Regions from separate parts of the Homo sapiens genome. Here region 2 is linked to region 1. The links are chromatin loops, found by intact Hi-C in ENCODE. Cell type or tissue: endothelial cell of umbilical vein. All regions are shown on one strand. Links, peaks and the distances in the headings refer to the core of each region. The heading gives the core; the rest is flanking DNA.

Evidence for each region. A loop is a pair of places that touch in the nucleus more often than their neighbours do. Peaks named below come from ENCODE experiments on the same cell type or tissue, not always from the same donor. Only the 100,000 strongest peaks of a DNase experiment are listed, where the experiment ranks them.
Region 2: a loop joins it to region 1, with 24 times the contacts of the local background. A loop is called at or near these places in 30 of 110 quality-filtered maps.

The regions. Positions count from the first base shown.
Region 1 is chrX:30,500,817-30,508,791 of GRCh38, forward strand. No RefSeq gene overlaps it. Among named protein-coding and RNA genes, the nearest start is that of TASL, 73 kb to the right of the region's middle. In endothelial cell of umbilical vein, for the core only: no CTCF peak of the experiment used is centred there; a DNase peak (open chromatin) is centred at 3,665.
Region 2 is chrX:30,139,169-30,147,143 of GRCh38, forward strand. No RefSeq gene overlaps it. Among named protein-coding and RNA genes, the nearest start is that of MAGEB2, 72 kb to the right of the region's middle. RefSeq lists an enhancer at 6,224-6,518. In endothelial cell of umbilical vein, for the core only: no CTCF peak of the experiment used is centred there; no DNase peak of the experiment used is centred there.

The sequences.
Region 1 (7,975 bases), core at 1,768-6,767:
AGTGTAAGGATCCAGATGCAAAAATGAGTACACACAATATAATCCATTTATGTGAAATTCTATATGGACGAAATTAACCTATGGTGATACAAATCAGAGTAATGGCTGCTTCTTAGTCAGGATACAGAGACTGACCAAGGGTCAATCACACAATATTTCCATCATTCCAGTAATGAGAGATCTTTCTGAGATGATGGAAATATTGTGAGTCTTAATACATACTTGTCACAACTGATTGACCAGTATATTTAGGATCTCAATATGTCACTGTATGTAAATTTTACCTCAATACAAAATTTTTGTAATAGTGTATTTACTTAACATTTTAAAAGACCCAAAATGACTGCCAAAGCTCCAGCCATCACATCTGCATTCCAAGCAATAGACAGAAGAACTAATGGAAAGATGAAAAGACAAAGACACATATGCCTGCTGTCTGATCCTTCTTATGGAGATCCAAAGTCCCACCAACAATGGACACTTAGGTTTTATTGGACAAGCCCAGATAAAAAAATAAGTGGGAAAATAGACACATGCACTATTTGGTCAAGCACGCTTCCAGGTAGAATAAAATTCTTGTAAGTAGTAACAAGAAGAATGAATATTGGCTATCCATTGGTAGGTTAAATCACACCGTAAAAAAGTGGGCATGCACACAATTTCTTACACAATTTGAGGAGATTCATGTACCCTCACTAGATCCCATTTTAGCTGAATTATATATTTAAAACCACTGGTCTAATAAGATTAAGCAACTGATTATTCCTAAACATGGTTAATGAAAAGTGTGTGAATGAGAAACTCACATGGCAATAGGCACTAGAGCAATCTATAAGACCGGGTAAAATATGCCATACTCATCCACCTGGCAGGTCTTCCAAAGGCTTCAATTTATTAAGTAGAATTGTATTCTACTCATCCACTGGGTAGAATATACCATATTCATCCACCTGGTAGGTCTTCCAAAGGCTGCAATTCATTAAGTAGACTGTTCTTAATTGAAGAGCATTTAATTCTGCTGCCATCTTAAATTTGCAGTATGTGAATGGAAGAAGATAGGCCACTTTGCTGAAGTGTACATTCTACTTACACACTTGATTTGATCACATTATTTTGCAGGTGTCTCTACTTCAATTAATTGCATATTGGTGAAATGCATCATTTAAACTCAGTACAGAACTGAAGTATTCAAATGACAGTCTCTTCAGTATAATTATTCCACGTAAGTTGGAGTGCTGACAAAATGTTGTCCTTTATTTTTTTAAAATAATAGCTTCAAGTATATCCAAGATTACATAACATAAAAAATGTCAACAAGATATGACAAATATAAAATGAAAATGATGAGATTAAAACTTTACGTGTTTAATTTTTCTCCATAGATTCACAGCTAGTTTTTCTTATGAAGTCAGGTTACAAATTCCCAATGTCCTATACAGTTTTTTCAGGCTGATTTGAAGAACAAAGGAAAGTATCTTAAGAAAAGCCCCATAAAGACACGGTATTTTTGCTGATCAGTAAGCTAGATGTAGATCTGTAAAAAAAACACTGACTTTCTTTAATTGTTAAAGCAAAGAGAAGATGAAAGTTATTTGGTTGAACAAAGGAAATGCATAACTTATTCTACATACTGTATTTGAATACTAACTTGACTTTTTTTCTTATAATTTGATCTCTTACCTGAGTAGATATTGAAAATTAAATACCAGTATCCTTTCACTAAACTCAAAATGTGAAGAATGCCATCTTACTATTGGTTCATTCACTGACACAGCATCACACTGCTAAATTAATGTTTCATATAGTATCATAATAAGCAGTACTATTTATTGATCATTTACTCAGTGATGAGGCCTTTACATATAACATTGCTGTGGTAGACTGAATAATGGTTTTCCCATGTCCTGAACTTGTGAATGTTACTCTATGGCAGATTTGATTAAATAAGGGTTCTTGAGGTGGGGAGATTATCCTGGATTATCTGGGCAGATCCAATGCCATCAAAAGTGTCTTTATAAGAGAAAAGGTGATGCAAAAATGGAACTGGAGAAAGTTGAAGATGCCATGCTGTTGGCTTTGAAGATGGAGGAAGAAGAGGCCATGAGCCGCAGAAGGCAATGAATTCTCGTAGCTTTTAGAAGCTGAAAGAGGCAAAGAATGGGTTGTCCCTTAGATAAGCCTCCAGAAGGAACCAGCCCTGCCAGCATCTTGACTTTAGCCCGGTGAAACTGATTTTGGACTTCTGGCCTCCATGACTGTAAGAGAATGTATCTGTGTTGTTTCAAGCAACTAAATTTGTGGGAATTTGTTACAAAAGCAATAGGACACCAACACAATTTCTAATTTCAGAACTACTCTGGAAGGATGGTATTATTGCTATACAACTACACACACGTTTATCAGATGAAGAAAATGAGACAGGAAGAGAGATTAAAACAATAAATAACTAGGCAATGTACACAGCTACAGAATGATAGAGACAAGCTTGGCAGCTAGGTATGACTTGAAGTCCACAGACCATTCTCCTCTATCATACTGGCTAATATGAACTGTCAAGGCATATTTCACTGTGTATTGTCCTAAAAATTTCTTCTCCTGTTAATAAATAAAAAGAAGCATATCAAAGTGTCCTATTTACATGTATTTATTTTAAAGGGAAAGTATTTGTTCAAAACAATGGGCTGATTGAACCATATACTTGCAGGGTTCTAGTGTGTTTCCATAAGGAGGCTTTTATATTCCAAATGAAACTCTTCTATCCCTATAGATATGGGAAATATAATGCAGCTAGCAAGAATGGATTCTGGGCTGGGCACAGTGGCTCACGTCTGTAATCCCAGCATTTTGGGAGGTTGAGGTGGGCAGATCACTTGAGGTGAGGAGTTCAAGACCAGTTGGCCAACATGGTGAAACCCCATCTCTACTAAAAACACAAAAATTAGCTGGGCGTGGTGGTGCACGCCTGTGGTCCCAGCTACTCGGGAGGCTGAGGCGGGAGAATCACTTCAGCCCAGGAGGCTGAGGTTGCAGTGAGCCGAGATTGCACCACTGTACTCCAGCCTGGGCAACTGAGTGAGACTCCGTCTCAAGAAAAAAAAAAAAAAAAAAAAAAGGATTCTGCATGAAAACTCCATGGAGAGGAATTATAAACCAAAGAGTAGCTACTCCTAATGAAAGCATTGCAGAATTGGTAAGGAGCTTGGCCTCTGCCTGAAGGTTTAATATTTCTATGAAGGTGCTTTATAGTGGACGCGTGATACGCTCCTCATCTAGGTTTCACAGGAGTCTCTCCCTTGCCAGCTAAATTAAAATTCAAAAAGAATTTTCCAGAAATATATTACTTGCGGTTGCATTTTGTAATGTTTGAGAAGTGCTGAATTAAAAGATGTATTAATAAATCTTAGAAGCATAGAATGAAGCAAATAGTGAAAAAGTCAAATGTTTTATTTAATTATGATACATTTATCCAATGTGTATGGGTTCCCTTCAAAGCCCCTGGAAGATCCTGGATTCTGTGGGAGATTACTAGATATTTTGTGATTTGATCTTTATTCAAATGAAATCTTATAACTTCTTCTACCAGAAAGATTTTGACAATTTTAATGGATGCATTTCAGTAAGTTATTGAAACATCAGCATAGGAGGTAGTTTTAAACATTTGCAGAAAAGCATTTAGAGATTAGTCTGGTAAAATAGTGACATCTCGTGGCAAGAATTGGTAACAAAATCTCTAACGTTAGAAAAAAAATCAATGTAAGGAAGCCAAGTAAAATGGAAGGGGAAAAAAACACTAAATTTTTGTTCTTGTAGATAAAATGAATTGTTCTCATTTTAGCTTTTGGTTGTAAGAAAAAAATTCTGGGGTTTTGACTTATATGTTTCATACTAACAAAGACGAAAGAGTTTAATTTGGAAAATAAAAGCCCTCCTATGGAATAGACCAGGGTGCTGCAAATAATTTATTCCAACTCACTGTTTAGAACAAAAAATATTCTACCTTTGAAGTTCATGTAACAAGAGAAACTTTGATTTGTTTCTACTTTTTAAATAAAAATAGAGGAAACATGTTTTTCCCTTTAGTGCCCATAGCAGATGCTCTTGGAGATTTTGTCCATGTTTCCTCTGCTGACCCTTTGTGGCTCGGGTGGACTGAAATACATTGCATGCATTATGTCTGCCTGGGGTCTATCTCTGGCTGCAGAAATGAGTCCTGCCTGTGCTGGGCAGTCAGGAATACCTGGAAGTTAGCAACCCCATGAACCACTCAGAAGCAATGGGGCAAAGGGATAAATAAATGCCTCAGCTTCTTCCCCCACCCCCTTAGTGGGACCATTCTGAATTGTTTTCTACATGCTCTCTCAGGAGGACCTCAGCGGAACTAAACTCCAGCTGCCTACAACAGTAATTTGCACCTTTTATTGTCTTTCCTCTATTCCTAACTCCTTCTCTACGCTTCCTGGCGTCACTACCAAATAAACTATGTGCATTCAAATCATTGTCTCAGGGTCAGCTTTTGGAGAAATCCAAACCAAAACAACAACAACAAAAACAAACAAACACCCAGTGATGTACCCAAGCTGTATATACACACATGTAAATGTGTTTCAAAGAAAAAAAAAATGAGTTCTAAGCATTTTTACTAGTTTAATTAGCAACACATCAAAATGAAAAGAACAAAGACAAGTCTAGCCTATTTTGGTTTTATTGCAACAGTAAAGCCTTTTACAGCTGCTGGCAGCCCTGCTGCTATTCCTCTGGGGTCCTTCTCTTTATGAAAATGGAAGTTCAACATAGGGGAATTGCCTCAGTAAGGAAAGAGGGCATCTCTACTCCAGGGATTTTGTATCCATTCTAAAATCCCTGTAAGAAAACTTGAACTGGGTGCTGAGAGCTGGTTGAACCAATTAATTTACTAATTGGCTCAGGAATAATATATTAAGATTGCATACTTGAAGACCCAAGAATTAGAAATGTATCTTAGAAAATCTATTCATTCATTAGGAGTTGTCTTTTTTTTTTTTCTTTAACAGCCAATTTAAGCCAATTTAGTCAACTATTTTTCTTCACTTTCAAGGGCATGTGAGGGGCAGAGAGACCAGTGAGTATCTCAATATTTTACACAAAACAGATCCCAGCCCAGGAGGTAATATAAAAAAAGATGGGGGTGCGGCTAGTAAGCACTTTGACCATCAATCACACGTAAATTTCAACCTCTGGCCACAACTTTGCATCAAAAGTCAATTTATTCCGACCTGATGGCAATGGAGGGGCAAAAAAAGCTGTTTTATTTTGGCATGTGGAAAATTACAAAATAAATCTCAAATGTATTCACCTGAACTCTTGGTCACAAACAAGTCAAACATGCTAACTACAGCATGTGACTAATAGCACTTTATATACCAAGTGATGTTGGTAAAGTCATGTTTTTATTTTCCTTTAAAAGAAAACAATTTCCAAGCCAATTATTCATCTTCTCAAGTAGTAAATTTATGAAGTTTGGCGGTCATTAAACTAAAAAAAAAAAAGAAGAAGAATTGATGTGTCCCGAGTTTCAGAACAATAAATGCCTTTTTTAAAACTACCATATATTCTAAAACCAAATCCCCATCTTCAAATCTATGAGTGCATCCTATTTTATTAGATTTCAGAATACCAGAGTATCTTTCTCTCTGAAAGTATAATATTAATAGCGAGGCATTGTGCCTAATATTTTACATGTATGATTTCATTTAATGCCTATGACACTGTGGTACAGTTATTGTGATTACATACATTTTACAGACAAGAATGCTGAATATTTAGGAAAGTTGCCCAAATTCAAGTCTGTCTAACTGCAAACTCAAGCCCAACCAGGTATCACTGCATTATAAACAAACACAAAATCTCAATGGCATATCACTGAGAACATTTATTTCTTACATGTCTGCACATCAGCTGAACTACCTCAGTTCAATTATTCTTGGTTGAGCTCAGTTGAGTGGCTTCAAGCTGCAGGTTGAATCCACCTCTGCTCCACATGTCACTCAACCCCGTGGGATCAGCAGACTAGCTGGACCATGGTATTCTCGTGGTGATGACAGAAATGCAGAGGGTAAATGAAACACACAAGGTCTTATAAGGCTTAAGCTCAGATCTGACACAGTGTTACTTCCATCCACATCCCATTGGCCATAGCAAGTCAGGTAACCAAGCCCAAAGTTTAGGGGTAAGGAAGGAAGTATATTCCTCTTTTAGTGGAAGGACATGCAAAGTTACATAGCAAAGAGTGTGGATATAGGAAAGGATAAAATGTTGGAAACAAAAATTCAACATAACCCACTCACTATGTCAGTGGGCTTCCGTAGTGGCATAATCTTTCATAAATCATTTGAGATGTATGTGTCCACAGTGAGGAAAGGGATGGCTTAACATTCTGATATACTCTGGAATGCTGAAAGAATATTAAATCTGATCAATTAAGCAACAGAGGTGATATGTCTCTAAGTTCTGAAAACCTTAAGTCTAGAATCATTCACAGGTTCCATCATGTGCTAAATTATGAAGCAGATAAATTTGTCCTTGACATTGCTCAATCTCACCTCTAATCATCCCTGGCTTCATGCCTGTGTCTTATCTATTTCTCCTGTCCCCCTAACAAAATATCCCTGTAAGCCCACTTCCCCTAAACTCAACCCTCTGCACTTCGCGGCTTCTCTATCTGATAGCTAACACCATCTTTGATAGTGACAGCTGAATGGGTGAATGGGTTTTTTGCTTAAAGACTTACACATTTTAACTAGGGATTCTTGGACACAGAGCACGTGAGCTTAAATAGCAGTTGTTAAAAAAAAAAAAAAAACTTTGGAAATAAACTTTTATCTTCCAACAAAGTTAATTAGAAATCCAAATTATTAAAAGATAAATGAACATATTATTATTCTACTATTGGTCAAATAATATTAATGTAATTTTAATAGTCTATTATTAGTTGACCGGTGGAGGGGGTGGCTAAAAGAGACAAAACCCATTTGTTCTCCTGGTCTGCCTCTCCTATTGTCCTTGGTGACCTGTGAATTTCTTCCACAGAATCCCCTGGTACTGAGAAGCACAATTTGAAAACCCAAAACATAAACTCTCATGTTAAGAATGTCTGGTAGATCCTCTCTTCTTTCCAGTCACAGTGAACCACTCACAACCTCTGTGAAAGCATAAAGCTATCTTGGTCCCAGGGCCGATGTGGTGGGATTTGAGTTGCATGTGAAATTTGTTATCCCTTTAGCCTGCAACAGTGCCTGAATACTGACAATTGGATAATATTCCTTAGATCTAGGGCATTTTCTTGCCCAGGAGCCCCTCTAAAAGGGTAAAACCTCTGTAGAGAAATAATTCGTCAGTCTATTAATACCTTAGCTTTAAATAGGTTTTCATGGATGGCCTACAGATGGCACAGGTAGGTGGGGTAGGAACTGTGAGACCTAAATATCCGTGGGACATGGTGAAAAGTGGTCAGGAGAATCTCAAAAAAAAAATGAGCTGGACAAAAGGGAGATTAAAGTGGAAACATGAAGTTAATTCAAAACAGAGGCAAGCTTTTTCTAACAAACACCTTTTCACGAAGCAAGCTCCAGCTAGTACCATATAGAGATCATTTTCTCTGAATACAGAGCTCTTAGGAGGTGCACGTTCATTTGCCTTCTGTGGGGAAAACCAAGTAGGTGGGCTTGCTTTGGATTCCATTCTTATTGTGGGATTTGTAAAAATTCTGATTGATCCAGAGCTCAAAGCCTTCTTTTCAAACCATATCTTTTTGGAATAAATTGCCCAAGGGAGAAAATTATTTATCTCATTTTGTGTAGATACCAGAAAGGGGGAAATAGATCAAATGGGCATAGATAGGGTTATCTGGTAGTTGTCTTACATTTAAAGTCAATCATATGGTAAATGATCAACTGTGCCTCATCAAGAGCAAAAATAATACAGAACTCATTGACTTACT
Region 2 (7,975 bases), core at 1,260-6,259, 360 kb before region 1:
GTTTTGGCTGGCCCCTTCACTGCAACCTGTTTTATCAGCAAGGTCTTTATGACCTGTATTTTGTGCTGACCTCGTATCTCATCCTGTGACTTAGAATGCCTTATCCGTCTGGGAATGCAGCCCAGTAGGTTTCAGCCTCATTTTACCCAGCTACTATTTAAGATGGAGTTGCTCTGGTTCACATACCTCTGACATTTACATGGTGCAAAGTGGAAGGTGGAAGAGCAAGTGAGAGCTGAATGCTGGTTGAAGCCTCTTTTATTAAGACCTTTGACCCATTCATAAAGGGAAGAGCCCTCATGAACTAATCATCTTTTAGGGCCCCAATTCTTACTGCTATCACATTGGCCATTAAGTTTCAACACCTAAATTTTGGAGGGGACACATTCAAACCATGACACTCTCATATCAATTTTGACACCAGCAAAGTTTTTTTGAGGAATCTCAAGGGATGCTTACCAACTTCCAGTTATGGGTTTCAGAACAGCAAGGAAGGTTCAGCCATCAGTTGCAGACTGGCCTGGACCAAAGTCAAGATGTCAAGAAGGGACAAGACACAATCCCCAGGCCAATACTACCTCGATTTGAAACAGTCCACATCCCCATTTCCTCATGCCTTACCCAAGTTTGATCTTTTCCCTGTATCCAGTCTCCTCCAACTCCAAAACATCCTCTATGCTGCTGCCAGAGTCTTAAGGCTTCTAAAATGCAAATCTATGCCACCTTGACTCTGAAAAAGTATTTAATGATTCCACATAGAATTATGACAACATTTAAAATTCTTAGATCAGCACACAAAAATGGGGCCCCTTCTTCCCTCTTTGGCCTTGCCTCTCCCCGATCTCCCTTCACCCTCACATCTTTGTCTCTGGCCATTATTTCAGAATATCCCTGTATGTGACAAGCTGCTTCTTATAGCTATGCCTTTTCCTATGCAGTTTATCTACCTAGAATACTTTTCCTTCCCTTTTTTCCTAAGTAAATCCAACTTTGTCATTCATAGTTCAACTCCAACATTAATTCCTCTAAGCCTCAATGTCTGATTTGTATGTCTTGATGTGTACTCAAATATGATAGAATTACATTATTGAATTATAAGAATTTACTTCCGGTGTTTCCTATTATAAGGTAAGCTTCTCGAAGACAGGAACTATAATTTCAGGAATGTTACTCTCTGTAAATAGCATGAGAGCATGGGCTCTGCTTCATGTGTCTTGAATTTAAATCTAAGCTCTATCATTTACTGAACATCTGACTTCCTCCTCCTAAGCCTTGCTTCTCATCTATGAAATGGAGCATTATCTCCCTTGCAGGGTTATTGTTAGGATTAAGTGATATTAACCCATGTAAATAAAGCACAGTGCCTGCCATATGGTAAGTACTCAATAAATGTTAGCTATTATCATAACGAGAAGAAAAGTAACCATTTACTTAATGAATAATTATTCTCAATGTATAATAGTAATGACTGAATGCAACAACATATTAATAGTGTTTTGAAAGACTTTTACCTTTGTCAAAATTATTATAGGAACTCTTAACAAGAGATAAAAGTTTTGGTAATTAATAGAGGAAGGAAACTAAGATGTCTTTTGGTATCCTTGTTCCATTTTGTAGATTCAAGAATTTATAGAATTGAGGCCCTATAACATCAAATGTATCAGTTAGGGTTTGATTGAAGAAGCAGAACATGAAATAATGGTTTTCTTCCATGTATTAGACCTTGGGCAATTGAAGAAGTCTATGCAAAGCTATTGCTTTCATGTCTGGTGGTGAGTCCAAGGTCACTGTGGGTCAGCAGAATCAGCAACCAGGAAGCAAAGCTGGACCTGAGATGAAAGAGTGGGAGAAGACAAACTAGAACTTTCGCAAACAAACTGGAACCCACCAGGACAAACTGTCTCCCACTAACTCCAACCTTAATAATATAAATAACCTGAAAAAGGAGACAGTATCCTTTACCATAGAATTATACACATCCTTGGCTCAAGTCTTGGAGAAACTGAAGGGCACGACCTGGTGGAAGCTGAACAAGTTAAGACCTGGTGGATGCTGGAACCAACAAAGTGAGCCAGCAGATAGGCAACGATATGCGTGAGCAATAGCAGTGCTTGAAGCCCTGCGCTGGCCTTTAGGTCATAAAGGCTGCTCACTTGCACCTCCTTAATCTCACGTAAGTTTCTCTTGGGGCCAACCCTAGCCACAAGGGAGAGGAAATATTGGAAATGCAGTTCCAACCCAGGTGAACTGACACACCAAGTAACAACTCTAAAGATACATACTTGTAAAACTGTCCCTAGAAGCCAATTTTCTTCCCATTAGATTACTCTCCCATCAATAATAGTATCAATCTCAAGGATGATAAGAATGTATATTTTACTTTGGATGGATGAAGTATTAAAATTTTGAAAGTAGACCTCAAATCAGCAGATTTTCATCAAAAGAATGCTATTCTTTCCAGTAATTCTCATGAACTTTGTTTTGTAGTAGCAAATGGTCTGTGAAATCATTCAGGCCTAACCTCCTTACTCAATACATCAACCACGTTGGAAAATCTTGGCTTAGCACCAATCTATAGAATATTCTACCTCTTGACAAAATAGGAAGGGTTATTTCCAGAGAAATTTTCAGAGAAATTTCTGAATTTTTCAGTTTTGTTCAAGATCATAGAAACCCATTTTTACTTACTTGGAAGCTTTTGGTCTCTCAGAGTTGGTCTAGTCTAAGACCATAAAACCACAAGTAGCCACCAACCTTTTCTTTAAAAATTTTGTGAAAACCCTTTCAACACTCCAAACTCTACTACTTTAATAGTAAGGAAAATTTTACCTATAGGAGAACCTGGGTTTCTATGCAACCTTTGATTTAAGTAGCTTCATCCAACTAGTTACATATTGCTCCAAAAGCTGTGAAGTACAATGAACAAAACACTCAACTGAAATCCATGTGATTTTTTAAGAAGTACCTCTAGGTGGCCCCAGAGTTCTGCTTCTGCTCTGAAATCTGGGTTCTTAGTCTTCACTAACATGGCGACTCCAGGGGAGGGGGGAGGGATAGCATTAGGAGATATACCTAATGTAAATGACAAGTTAATGGGTGCAGCACACTAACATGGCACATGTATACATATGTAACAAACCTGCGCGGTGTGCACGTGTACCCTAGAACTTAAAGTATAATTAAAAAAAAGAAAATTCCATCCAATAACTAGATAACATTTATTAAAATAAATAGCAAAAAAAAAATTATTAGCAAAAAAAAAAAAAACATGGCGACTCCAAAACATTTTCATCGTGATAATTACTCATTTATGGCAAGCTATAGCCCCTTACCTCCATTCCATTCCATCCCATTCTAACATAATAATAAGTTTTTTTAGTGCTCTTTTTTTCACAACACATTTCTTCAATTCTCCTCACACTTAGCTCTTGTCTTGCCTTTCCTTTAGATGATTTAGCACAAAAAACATGAATCAGTAGAGTCTCCTAATACTCCATTTTGTATATAGCATATAAAGTACTTGTTAAATATCCTGACTGATTTTTGAATTTTCATTTGCTTTGAGAAGGACAGTAAAGGCACTTTAACCGTGCCTGGGCACCATTTTTCCCATGATAAATGGCAGATTTCAAGAATGTGGCTTCTTCATCTCTGGCTGAACCTCCACTTGAAGGGCTTTGGTTATTCACATAAGACTTTCCATGACACATTCAGGGCTAATTCACAGGGCATGTTTGCCTGAGACAGCCGGATCTCCAGGGGTTGGACTGAGATGTTAGAAACCTCAGTGTGAGGATGGGAACTGGCTTCAGAGTACAGTTTTAAAGCGCTTGTTTTTCTGAACCGGGGAACCAGAGTTCAGCAGCATCTTCAGAGTAAGGACCTTCTGCTTGGGGATCAGTATCAGGAATATTTCCATGCAAAACTCTACTCATGTCCTCCCCTGTAGTTTTTTTTTTCCCCTTCTGTGACCAGTCCTGTCTGCCATTCTTGCTAATTCTTTCTATGCTATTAAGTGGAACAAGAATATTTACTGATGATTGCCTAACACACCATGTGTCCCAAAGATGTTTTAGTTTAATGATATAGTATCTAATATTAGAATAAAACAGTGGTTAATACCTTGGGGTTTAGAGTAAGAGAGATGTGTGCTGAATTCTAGCTCTGCCATTCGCTAGCTGTGCCACCTCAGAAAAAGTAGTTGACTCCTTTGAGTTTGGTTTCCTAAATGATATTATAAAAACAATACCTCAGGGCCTTTCTGCGAGGATCAAATAAAATGTTAGTGGATATAATGATTAGCACTGAGAGTGCATGCCATAAAGTGGTAGCTCTTACTATTTTAATATTGATTATACTGAAGTGAAATTAATGGCACCAGATAGGAACAAGTTTAAAGCCTGAATAGAAACACAAGATGTGGTACAGACTCCATGCTTTCAACTTGTTCCTATCTGGTGCCATTACTTTCACTTCAGTATTTCACTGTTTATGAATTGTGAGACCTTGGGAACATTACTTAACCCCCTATGTGTTTGTCTCTTCATCGGCAGATTGGGGAGAATAGCTACTTCTTTTGGGCCATTGTGAAAATTAAAAAAAAAAAAAAACATAATGTACTTAAGAAGGATATAGTATATAACCAATACACAATGAAGCTTCTAATCATCCCTCAGAATGAGCTATCTGTGTACAGAAAAACCTGATTTTAATATGTGCTTTTTCATTTGTTAGACATTCTTAAGTAAAAAAGCAAAGCACTCTGATTGAGGGTGGCAAGCTATGAAAATTTAGCCTCTAAGCAACAAACTGGACAAATTTTGAGAACAGGACAGAGAAAATGGCTCTCATATCTTTCATATCACACACATTTTTTCCCAGATTGCTTTGCAAGTTATTATAGGGGACATGATATTTAAATAACTGTCATTGCATGTAGGTGTCCACAGATTTCAGGAAAAGGAAAAGTTGGAAGTAGAATTAGATATTGCTGAGTGTAAATAACAATCATGGGGAGGTTGTTTAAAAATGCAGAACCTCAATTCTCGTCACACAGAGTCTAAGTATATATAGGTCATGCTCAGGAACCCACATTTTCAGAAGAATTCCAGGTGATTCTAGTACCCTACTTTGAGAATCATGACAGTAAGGACCTTTAAAACTTGTAAAATTCCATTTCTAGTAACTCAGACTCTAAAACCAAGATGTTATCACTACTTATTCTAGTCTTAAAGAATGTGCCCAACTATTTGTGTACAAATATATGTGCAAGAATGTTTGCTATTGATAAGGGTGAAAGTTCAGCAGCAGTATAAATGTCCAGCAATAAAGGATTCCTTAAGTAAATCATGTCAGTTCTGTCTACATGCTGGAATGCTATGTAGCCATTCAAATTAAGACAATTTTTACATGCTCATAATTTAGTGGTAAGTGAAAAGAGAAGATAGTGTAGATGTATACAATATGCATCCATTTGTCAAAAAATATATGCACAGAGGCTAAAGGATATATGCCAAAGTGCTATTGTGCTTAGTTCTGGATAGAAGGTTATGGATAATTTTACAATTTCCTTTGTGCTTTCTAGTGCATTCAAGATTTTATGCATTTAATGTCTGTTAGCTTCACGATTAGAAATTTTAAAGTATATTTTTAAGATTAAAAGTGTCAGTATATACATGCATTGCTCAGTAAATACAATTGCCAAGAGAACTGTAGTAGGCAGAATAATGGGTCTCCCAAAATATCCATGTTCTAATTCTCAGAAACTGTGAGATCTTACCTTACGTGGCAAAAGGGACCTTAAATATCTGATCAAGGGTTTGTCAGAGACCTTAAGATAGAGATCATTCCAGTATCTGGTGGACCCAATTTAATCAAATGAGTCCCTAAAAGCAGAGAATTTTCATGGGCTGCGGTCAGAGAGAGATGCAATGACAGAAGGGTCAGAAAGACAGATGTGAGAATGACTCAACCTGCCTTTGCTGACTTTGAAGACGGAGGAAGGGAACCCCAAGACAAAGAATGCTGATGGTCTCTAGAAGCTGGAAAAAGGAAGAACACAGATTTTCCCCTCAGGGCTCCAGAGAGGAGTGAAGTTCTTACTTACATCTTGATCTTAGCCCAGTGAGATCCGTGTTGAACATGAAGCCCAGAGAACTGGAAGATGATAAATGTGTGTTGTTGTAAACTGCTAAGTTTGTGGTAATTTGTTACAGCAGCAACAGAAAACTAATACAAAAGCAAAGCTAAACATCTCCCAACGTTTAATCTTTTTACCGCTGTGTAGACCCTCTGCCACAATCAGTAATCAAAAGTTTTGACTCACCCTGATGCATACAAAAAGGAGTTTTACTATCTCACATAACCAGAAACAGGATGGACTTTATCACAGAGTCACAGAACTCTGGCTGTTGACAGTTCTCTTGGCCCTGGACTCTACTGTGTATTGACAAGATGACTGCCCCAGCACCAGGCCTCACTTCCACACACGATAATGTCCAGAGAAAGAGCAGGACTGTCTCTTCCTGTGTCTTCTACATGAGAGTGAGGAGGTTTTCCTAACACCCCTCAGCTATGTATGTTGTGATTCTGAGCATGAAATCTAGAACCAGACTGACTGGATTAGAATAACAATGCTGCTATTTAGCAGCTGTGTAGCCTTTCTTGGACAAGTTACTTAACCTTTTTGTGCCGAATTTTCCTCAACTGTAAGGTGGAATAAGTACATTTTATTCTACCTAATTGAGGTATTACATAAGTTATTATTTGTATAGAGCTTAGAATATTAGTTGGCACGTAATGTATATAGTAGATTGTTGTAGTATTTGTTCAAGTCTCCACGTATTCACATCCTTGGGTCCCTTCCACACTGACTTTGGGCTCAGCCATGTAACTTGCTTTGGCCAATGAAAGGATAGTAGGCATGACATAAGCAGAGTTATGCAAAGCACTTGCTTATTGGGGGCTTGCCTTTTCTTGCTACTCTGAACACCGTCATATGAAGCAGCCCAGGGCAGCCTGCTGGAGAGGAAAGACACACTGCTTCTGTTGCTCTGTCCAACAACCAGACATACGAATGAAGCCATCCTGGACTAACCAGTCACCAGTCATCCATCCAGCTGACCACAGATACCTGAGCAAGTTCAGTCCAGATTAGCCAAGTCAGCCCAGACCTGTAGAGCCTCACAGCCAACCCATAGAATTGTGAAATAAATAAAGTCACTCAGTTTTGGGGGTGGTTTGTTATGTACCAAATATTAATTAAGGCTAACTGATACAGTGAGCACTCAATAAGAATTAGCTATAATTTGCTATTGAGCTTCATTGACCAATCACCAACAATGAGGTGATTAACGAAACAGTCATAACAATGATCAATTTAAACCAGAGGCTCTCCACCCTGGTATCATTAAAGGTAGGTGAAGCATTAGCAAGATACAAAGGTATTTCTAGTGTGCAGTCAGAGTTGGACACATTTGATTTGGAGTAATCATTGAGAGGGAATATATATTGATATGTCAGTCATTATGATCATTACATGCATGGTCACATAGCTGGTCAATGGCAGAGCAGTGACATTGGCTAGATCTCCGGAGACCCTGCCTGGTGTTTTTTTTCTATCATTTCATGCTGTGGAAAACAGTGATATCCTCAGGCATTCACAACAAGTTAATTACTGGGCATATTGTCCAACAGCAGAAGAAAGCTTGTTCACACTGTTTTTCTTTGAGCTCCACATATTCTGAGGCAAAATTTTTTTTAAAAAAACTTCAGATAACATTACTGAGACCTTTTTTCTTTTTTTCCTGCATGCCCAGCAGCTGGTGAGTGTTCAGCATTAGATATGAGAAGTTAAGCTGAATAAACTGGAGGAAAACCTTCTGGAGAAAGCAAGCTCAGCTTTAAAAAAAAAAAGTGCTAAGTTTGCCGACTCAAGAGCCCAGGACAGCTTAATAAAATTGAACGGAGGAAAACC